Regions from separate parts of the Homo sapiens genome. Here all the other regions are linked to region 2. A link is a contact called in ENCODE Hi-C or POLR2A ChIA-PET data. All regions are on one chromosome and are shown on one strand. The core of a region is the stretch at or near the end of the contact, and the rest is flanking DNA. Distances in the headings are between cores, read along the strand shown. Region 1 overlaps IL20RA (interleukin 20 receptor subunit alpha). Region 2 holds the start of HEBP2 (heme binding protein 2). Region 3 overlaps MAP3K5 (mitogen-activated protein kinase kinase kinase 5).

What was found. Hi-C counts contacts between places; a loop is a spot of excess contacts on that map. ChIA-PET counts read pairs that join two places held with the same protein, here RNA polymerase II (POLR2A). Pooled maps may share reads with other maps.
Region 1: POLR2A ChIA-PET joins it to region 2 with 14 read pairs in activated T-cell. The contact joins the enhancer-like site here to the promoter of HEBP2 in region 2. POLR2A ChIA-PET finds 5 or more read pairs at or near these places in 2 of 52 experiments (activated T-cell and naive thymus-derived CD4-positive, alpha-beta T cell).
Region 3: a loop to region 2 is called in a pooled map, with 2.9 times the contacts of the local background. The contact joins the enhancer-like site here to the promoter of HEBP2 in region 2. A Hi-C loop is called at or near these places in 2 of 50 pooled maps. POLR2A ChIA-PET finds 5 or more read pairs at or near these places in 2 of 52 experiments (CD8-positive, alpha-beta memory T cell and Panc1).

The regions. Positions count from the first base shown.
Region 1 is chr6:137,035,311-137,038,010 of GRCh38, forward strand. All of the region lies in intron 1 of IL20RA (interleukin 20 receptor subunit alpha), which reads right to left. Among named protein-coding and RNA genes, the nearest start is that of IL20RA, 8.3 kb to the right of the region's middle. Within about 2 kb of position 1,426, at least 2 of the 41 ENCODE cell types and tissues checked have a DNase peak (open chromatin) inside an H3K27ac peak, as active enhancers do.
Region 2 is chr6:138,402,742-138,405,517 of GRCh38, forward strand. HEBP2 (heme binding protein 2) reads left to right here and starts at 1,482. Exons shown (of 4, transcript NM_014320.3): 1 at 1,482-1,856; 2 at 2,404-2,539. The coding sequence starts at 1,755. It also overlaps the pseudogene MARCKSL1P2. RefSeq lists enhancers at 176-696, 1,218-1,738 and silencers at 898-967, 1,098-1,947.
Region 3 is chr6:136,718,188-136,721,124 of GRCh38, forward strand. It overlaps MAP3K5 (mitogen-activated protein kinase kinase kinase 5), which reads right to left. Exons shown (of 30, transcript NM_005923.4): 2 at 2,263-2,402. Among named protein-coding and RNA genes, the nearest start is that of MAP3K5-AS2, 64 kb to the right of the region's middle. Within about 2 kb of position 1,529, at least 5 of the 41 ENCODE cell types and tissues checked have a DNase peak (open chromatin) inside an H3K27ac peak, as active enhancers do.

The DNA of each region.
Region 1 (2,700 bases), core at 176-2,675, 1.4 Mb before region 2:
TATATACATATGCATACATGTATATTAATTAACCAACAACTCTTATAAGTCTCAGTTTAAAGGACCTTCCTATAGGAAGCCCTGCCTGACACCATTATTAGATCAGGTGTCTTATCCTATGCTTCTAAAGAAACTGTTTTCCTCAATTCTGGCATTTACATTTTAATGCAATCACTTACTTGTCTATATTTCTCTGAAGACTAAATGAAGAAAGGGCCCTTGTTTTCTTGTTCACCCTGAAGCCTAGAACAGCTCCCCATATGTATAAAAGGATGACACTGAATGAATGAGTGAGCAAAAATCACTCGAAGGATTATTTAGAAATTACACTGAGTCGGGATATAGTTAAATGTTTTGAAAACTCAAAATGGATGCATGGGGTATTGAGGTAATCCTATTTTGTTAAATCTGATCACTTCAAATACCTCATTCCCTACATTATGGGCTGCATGTGATATTCTACTTTGCACTTAAAATTGATAAGCTAATTTTAAAAATAATAAGTTGAGCATTTAGTAGATAATTTATAGACATTCTGCAACATAGATGGGTTCGTTGGAAAGGGAGAGGGATGCTGGGCTGGAAGACTATGGGTAGTTACGCCTTACATATGAAAATGGTCTTTGTTGGAACAAGGGAGAGGATTTCTCAGGGCAAGTGCTCCCTAGAGCAGCCAAGACGGGAGGCAGAGGTCTCAGAAGAGTGAGCTCCTCTGCTGGATAAATTTAAATGTCTTTAGTCTTTATTAAGTACCCATTGACAGCTCTGCCTTATGGTCAAGTTACGGAAAGCACAAGAGAAGACCTCGTCCGGGCTCTCAACATTCTCAGTAGAGGCTTTCAGCTCTCACCCTTCTGCAAAAGTTTTCCTTCATTGGACACAGACTCCTAAACATGTTGGAGAGGAGGAACCACTGCATGTGGCTGAGAAAACATTCTTTTCCACCATAGATGCCAAGCCCATGGATCCTGCTTGGTATTCTATAAGTCTTTGAGGGTATGGTAGATGTGATGAGTTGAATTGTGTTGCCCAAAAGAAATATGTTGACATCCTAACTTCTAGTACCTCAGAATGGGATCTCATTCAGAAATAAGGTCTTTAAAGAGATGAGCAAGTTACAATGAGGTCATCAGGGTGGGCCGAAATGCAGTATGACTGGTGTCCTCATAAAAAGGGAAATCTGAACACAGACAGACATGCAGAGTCTTCTGGAAGACTATGTGAAGGCAAACAGGAAGAATGCCATGTGAAGATCAGGGAGAGATCAGGGTGTTGTGTCTACAAGCCAAGGGGTGCCTAAGATTGCCAGCACCACCAGAAGCACGAAGAGGCACAGAATGGATTCTCCCTCACAGCCTTCAGAAAGAACCCACCCTGCTGACACCTTGATTTCAGACTTCCAGGCTCCAGGACTGTGAGGCAATAAAGTTGCATTATTTTAAGCCACCCAGTTTGTGGCACTTTGCCATGGCAGCCTTGAGAAGCTAATAGAGTAGGTGTCTGTTGCTTGCTTGTATCTTTCCTCAACAATGAGCACAATGTTTATTGAAAAGAAAAATGAATGCTCTAAGAGCTGCTGGAGTCTCCTGAAAGTGAAGATGAGGGGACTGATGTTGAGCAAAAAAACCAAAACAAAAGAAAACCCTGCAAAGTTGGTAAGGAGGAAATTTAAATACGGTTGATAATGTAAACAAATGCTTTAACTAGGAGCACATAGCTGCCAAAATATCCCACGTCATCAAAATGCAAATGTAGCTGTATGGAATGGAACTTTGGACTATGCAGCCGAGAAGAAGCGGGGTGAAAAGTATACATGGTATACATGTTGAAATCAAGAAGTATAAACAAAGCTTCCCCACAAGTCTGTACAGGACTAAGTATGCCTTTTCTCTGTGTTGTGGGTAGAGCTGGCATTTGCTTGAACAGTGGATAGTGATTGAAGTATCCATTTTGGTGGTGCAAAGTGTAATGCAGCGATTGCTACCCTCAAAAAACAGACCCAATTTCGTATAGATAATATTTATAGTCAATAAAAATTGTCCTTTCAGCAAAGAGTAGCCTTAGTTGCATTTAAGACCATCATCACAAGTTCTAGATAAAACACTATGCCATACTTTCATTCCCTATGCTGTAAGAAGCAAACAGAAACAAAATCACCTCCAGAGCAAAATGAAATTGTACTAATATGAAATTCTGAGTTTGAATGAGGGTCTGTGTCTCATAGATGACAACAAAGATAAGAAAGGAGGGCTCCTTTTAGACATCAGAGGCCTGTGTTCATCAGGAACCTGATGCTGAATCATTGGAGGGTAAATGAACCTTCCAAGGTTCAGTGTTTAGAATGTTGTAGACCAGCAGTCTCATCATGATCTATAGGAAGTCAGCCCGAGATATTGCAAACAAACTGGAACATATACTGGAAATACTGGGAGAGAGAAGGCACCTAGCAGTTTTCTGGGGAGGTGGTTTTCTGGAGAGGAAAGAAGACACAGAGGAAATGTGATGGTTGAATTCAATGATCTGAACAGCTTGTCCAGCATGACTTCATTGGCTTAGAATGAGGACTAACAGTGAGTGAAAATTGAAGGATCAAGGCTCAGCTCATTTTATCAAAGAACTTTTTAATAGTTGAAATCTGCAGTGACAGGACATCCTGCCTGCCTGGGTGCAGGGTAGTGAGTATCCTGTGATGAGAGGTGC
Region 2 (2,776 bases), core at 232-2,731:
CCTTCCTGGGCAGCGCCCTTGTCGCTGCAGGCATTGATCTTCCCCCACTCCTGTTCTTCCTCCATAGGTGAGGAGGCAGAAGAGTCACCCCACCCTCCTTCCCATTTCTCTTGAAGGACAAGCTGCTCTTAGAAACCCTTCTTGAAAGATAATTATTTATTTATTTATTTATTTATTTATTTATTTATTTATTTATTTATTTTAGACAGGGTATCACTCTGTTACCCAAGCTAGAGTGCAGTGGCGCAATCTCGGCTCACTGCAGCTTCGACCTCCCCAGGCTCAAGCCGATCCTCCCACCTCAGCCTCCCGAGTAGCTGAGATCACAACCCCAGCACACTCAGCTTTTTTTTTTTTTTTTTTTTTTTTGGAAGGCAGCTATGCTCTCCACTCTACTATCAACGCTATTTTATTGTATTTTTGTAGAGACGGGTTTTCGCCATGTTGCCCAGTCTGGTCTCGAACTCCTGGGCTCAAGCGATCACCCCTGTCTTGGCCTCCCAAAATGAAGGGATTACAGGCGTGAGCCACCGTGCCTGGCCTTGAAAGGCAATTTCGTCTTCTTGGAAGTCTCCTTGCGAGGGAGGGAGCCTCCCCTTTGGCCTCAGCACCCTGGCTAGGGGGTGCTGGCTCCATGGCATTGCCAATGGTCCCGGCTGCCTCTTCTGTTCACAGGGGCCTACTCCCCTTCACCCTTGGGGGATGTCACCATTGCTTTTCACGTGGCCACCCTCCTGTCCGTTGGCTTTCGCGTGGGGAGTGCCTGCTGCCTCTGCGGCGGTCACGTCGCCCCGGAGAGCCTCGGAGCTCTGGCTGCCCACGATGGGAGTCCTCTGGGGGGCGCCGGAGCCGTGCCGGGTCCCCGCCGCAGGGGACAGTAACGCGGAGTCGGCCTGGCCGGCGGAAAGGGGGTGCTGGGGAACAGAGCCGCACCCCACTCGGCTCGGGAAAGCCCTGGTAACCAAAATTCTTGAAAAGCACTAGTGTCTGGCCTCGGCACTAACTCTCCCCGAGTCTCGTTAAGCCTGCGGGGATGACTCAGAGGGTCTGGGGTCCTGTCGGGGAAAAGTTCAGAAACCAGAACAGTTCCAGATTCTCTCCATGTGTCTGTGGTCCCACCACCTCCTCCGCAAGGGACCCTGAAAGCTGTCTGGGACCTAGGACAACTTCTTGGGATGAGTACGGCCATTCGCCCTGGCTGAGCCCCAGGAGTGCGGGCAGGGGCCGCGGGGGTCGGGTCGCCAGCCGCCACCTCCTGCCTTTCTCTGCCTGCGGTGCGCTGGGACACCCTCGAGGCGGCTCAGCGCCCGCGGTTCCCAGCGCGGGCGGGGCCGCGGCAGAGGTTCCCAAACCGGTTGCACAGAAACAGCGCCACCCCCTACTGCCCGCGGGGCCACCTGTGTGTGCCTTTCCTTCAAAAACAAAGGCGGGGCGGGGGCGGAAGTGCCTCAAAAGAAGGCGGGCCGAAGCGAGGTGCGGCTCCCTGTCGCCGCGGAGGGGCGGGGGCAGGACGCGCAACTCCGGCCGGAGCTGTCCGGGGTCGTGAGCCGGCCCCGCCTTGGTGGCGGCGCCCCCTCGCGGTCCAGAGGCAGACGCATCGGGTGGGCTCGGGTCTCCAGCCCGGCCGGGAGGAGGGACCGGGTCTGCGGAGCGGGGACTCGGGGCCTCGGCGGGGCGCGCACACGCAGGCGGGGCGGCCCGGGGTGCGGGGCCTCTGCGCGGCTGACCAGGCTCCCAGAGCGTCAGCGCCGCCCATGGCCGAGCCGCTCCAGCCAGACCCCGGGGCGGCCGAGGACGCGGCGGCCCAAGCTGTGGAGACGCCGGGCTGGAAGGCCCCGGAGGACGCCGGCCCCCAGGTAGGCGCCGACTCGGGAGCGGAGGGGCTGGGCCCGCCTTCCGGCTGATTTGCAGTGAGGCCAGCGGGTCCCATAGAGTTAAGTAAAAAGTACAGTTTTTTAAATGGTCCCAGTCCCTACCCACTATGCTACGCAAACGAGAAACCCCGGTCATTTAGCTCTACCCTCCCCGCTACCCCCAGTGCAGGTCCCATCTCAATTTCTTGTCTTTGCGGGGTGGTGGGGCGGGGAGGAACTGGTTACGTCCCAGAACGCGCGGTGGAACCCTCCGAACCGAGGGGGTGTAATAGATGCTTGTCTGAAAGTGTGAATCGAGTCCCCAGCGTGTGGGGTTGGGGCCGCTGCGGTCCCTAATCGCAAGGAGGGGAACCTCGTGGAGGGGAACCTCCCAGACCTAAGGAGCGGGGACCTCAGGCCGGACCCCGGGGCGGTGCAGCCCCTAGACAGGACGGCTCCAGGTCGACCCGAGATCATGGCACCGGTATTTTTGCATCTCACTCCTACCCTCTTAGAATTGCTTCTCGAAGTTTTCTCTGTTCCACTTTAGCCCGGAAGTTATGAGATCCGACACTATGGACCAGCCAAGTGGGTCAGCACGTCCGTGGAGTCTATGGACTGGGATTCAGCCATCCAGACGGGCTTTACGAAACTGAACAGCTACATTCAAGGCAAAAACGAGAAAGGTAAAAGCAGTTTTCCTTGTAATTATGCATATTGTGAAAGAGTCCCCGGGCTTATTATTGAGTTTTAGCTTATTAAAGAAATATCCTTTATAATGGAAAAATAAGCAAGTCATCAAAGACTTGTCTTGTTTTCAGACAAGACTCCTCAGGACCAGGGTTACACTGGGTATTACTTTTCAACCTCTGTTCTCTGATTTTGCTGGATGAACTGGGGTTTGGTGTAACTCGTGATAAGTC
Region 3 (2,937 bases), core at 279-2,778, 1.7 Mb before region 2:
GAATTATTATTATTATTATTCTTTGTTTTGTGATTTTTTTGAGACAGGGTCTTGCTGTGTCGCCCAGGCTGGAGTGCAGTGGTGTGATCTCAGCTTACTGCAACCTCTGCCTCCTGGGTTCAAGAGATTCTCATGCCTCCCAAGTAGCTGGGATTACAGGCATGTGCTGCCACACCTGGCTAATTTTTGTATTTAGTAGAGACAAGGTTTCACCACGTTGGCCAGGCTGGTCTTGAACTCCTGGCCTCAAGTGATCCAACTGCCTCAGCTCCGCAAAGTGCTGGGATTACCACACCCAGCCTCTCCTTTAAGAATTTGAAAATGTATGCAGATAAAGCACTTGGTACCTAGCACATAGTGAATACTCAATAAGAAGCAGATAATATGTACAAGATAAATGAGCACAGTTTAGACATCATTAGCCTTTTTAAGGAACTACTTCAATCAAATGCCAATAACACTCCTAGACAAAGGCTAGCTTAAAACAATAAGCCAGTTTATTTGTCCCGGACATATGTGTGGTAAGATTAGCTTTATCTCTTTCTCTCAAATGTAAGTTTGCTTCATTTAAAAATACTTCCCTAGGAAAGAATGGGCACAAAATTAAACCACCAGATACTAGCAGGAGCAAGAGCAAAAAAATGTAGAAAGTAAAAAATCTCCAACATAATAGGGCCTGCTTAAATAAACTTAATCTATCTAGGTGATCTAGGTGTGGCAGCTCACACCTATAATCCCAACCCTTTGGGAGGCCAAGGTGGGAGAATCGCTTGAACCCAGGAGTTCAAGACCAGCCTGGGCAACATGGCAAAACCCCATCTCTACAAAAAAGAGAAAAATTAGCTGGGTGAGGTAGCATGCATCTGTAGTCCCAGCTACTCAGGAGGCTGAGGAGGGAGGATCACTTGAACGCAGGAGGTCATGGCTGCAGTGAGCTGTGATCACGACACTGCATTCCAGCCTGGGTGAGAGAGCGAGATCCTGTCTAAATAAATAAATAAATACATACATACATAAACTTAACCCAAAGAAAAATGAAAAGAGCTAAATAAAATAATTCCTTCATCAAATGCTAATATGGGTTGCAAATAGCAGCAAATCAAAATGTCTAATTAAAAATGAGTTACAACATTTTATGATGTACTAATTAAAGGGGTAAATCTGGAGGAAAATTAAGGAGGGGCTTAAGGATTGCTCCAGGTAAAGGATTGCTCTAGGATAAAAAAACAGACTTAGGACAAGTAGGGGCAAATCTCTTAGAACTGTTTCAGAGTATTCTGGAAAGGGATATACCTGTCAATCACCAGCACAATGCCTGGCATGTAGTAGGTATGTTTGCTCAATGAAGTTCTGCAGATTTCTCAAAGAAAGCCACACATGCTTTAAATACTCAGAATGCAAAATACTACTGACTTTTTTGCATGAAATATGGGTTAGAGATACTCATATAACAATTGCTAAGTCATTAGTAATATGGTTAAGGATTCTAGAGCTCAATGTCCCAAGGTTGGCTCAGATTTGGGAACTGGAAGACAGAGCTGAGAAAAAGCCACATGAAGCTAGCTGGAAGTTTCACAAAGGAAATGGATGATGGCAAGCTCAGCATGCGATTCACTGAACTGTGGGATGCTTTTCAAAGAATCACACAGTGTAAAATCACTTGGCCTTGCAAAAAGCATTTTAGGCAAACTTCTTTGGATGGAGGAAATGCCTTTATAGCAGTAAGCTCCTATTACTGGAGAGAATGACATCGAGACAGGTTGAATTTTGTAGACAAACATAGTAAGTTTCTCCTCCTTTTCTCCCATCTTAGTTTAAATCATACCCTAGTGAAAGAGGAAGGCAACTATTTGGGTATACTCAGAATTTCTCAGAGCACTTTCAAGTAGGAAGTGTACTTTTAGTTGGGAGACTGGTGGGCACCATGAAGCTCCCAAAAGTGACAAAGCATGGAGGCTTGACCATACCTTATGCAATCTCCCTTCTCCACGTCGGCGCTAATGACTTCCTATTAACACAGTCTCCTCCGCTACAACCATGACTGAAACTCAGAACTCAGTGTGAACTTTTTTCCTACTCGTGTCATCAAATTTCTACAGTGAATTCTCGATAAACCTCCCAATTTGACAAGTAATTGATGCATACTAACCAAACATATAAAAGTCTTTCACAAATAAAAGCTACTTAAAATGTTTGGATGACAAACCGGTATCCCTGAAATGCTGATGTTAAAATGAAACATTCAGTAAACAAGGGAGGTACCTTCAGTGACTGCAGAGAGTCCGAGTTAGTATCACAGTAGAGGATGATGTTGTTGGCCATGCTGAAACTTTCTCTCACCCCAAGGTGGTAAAACAAGGACGGCTGCCGGAAGGCATCGCTCATCTCCACCACCGCAATATCTGCAAACAGAAAACAAAGTCCCCCAAAGAATGACACCCAAATAATGCCCAATCAGCACATTTTGGTTTGAATTATCTTAGTATTCAAAAGAGGAAATAAGGAAACGATAGGGATTTTCTCTCTTCATTTATCACTGAATTTTGAATTTGCAGCTCTACCTGGAAGTGGTTTTATAAAATGTAACAAACCTCCTTTTTCTGTTTTTAAGAGACAAGGTCTTGCTCTGTCACCCAGACTGGAGTACAGTGACATGATCATGGCTGACTGCAGCCTTGAACTCCTAGGCTCAAATGATCCTCCCACCTCAGTCTCCCTAGTAACTGGGACTACAGGCATGTGGCATCACGCCCAGCTAATTAAAAAATTTTTTTAGAGACAGGGTCTTCCTATGTTTCCCAGGTTGAACTCAAACTCCCGGCCTCAAATAATCCTCCTGCCTCGGCTTTCCAAAATGCTGGGATTACAGGTGTGAGCCACCATGCCTGGCCCAAACCTGCATTTTTTTTAAAGAAGAAGGAGATCATGTGATTACTG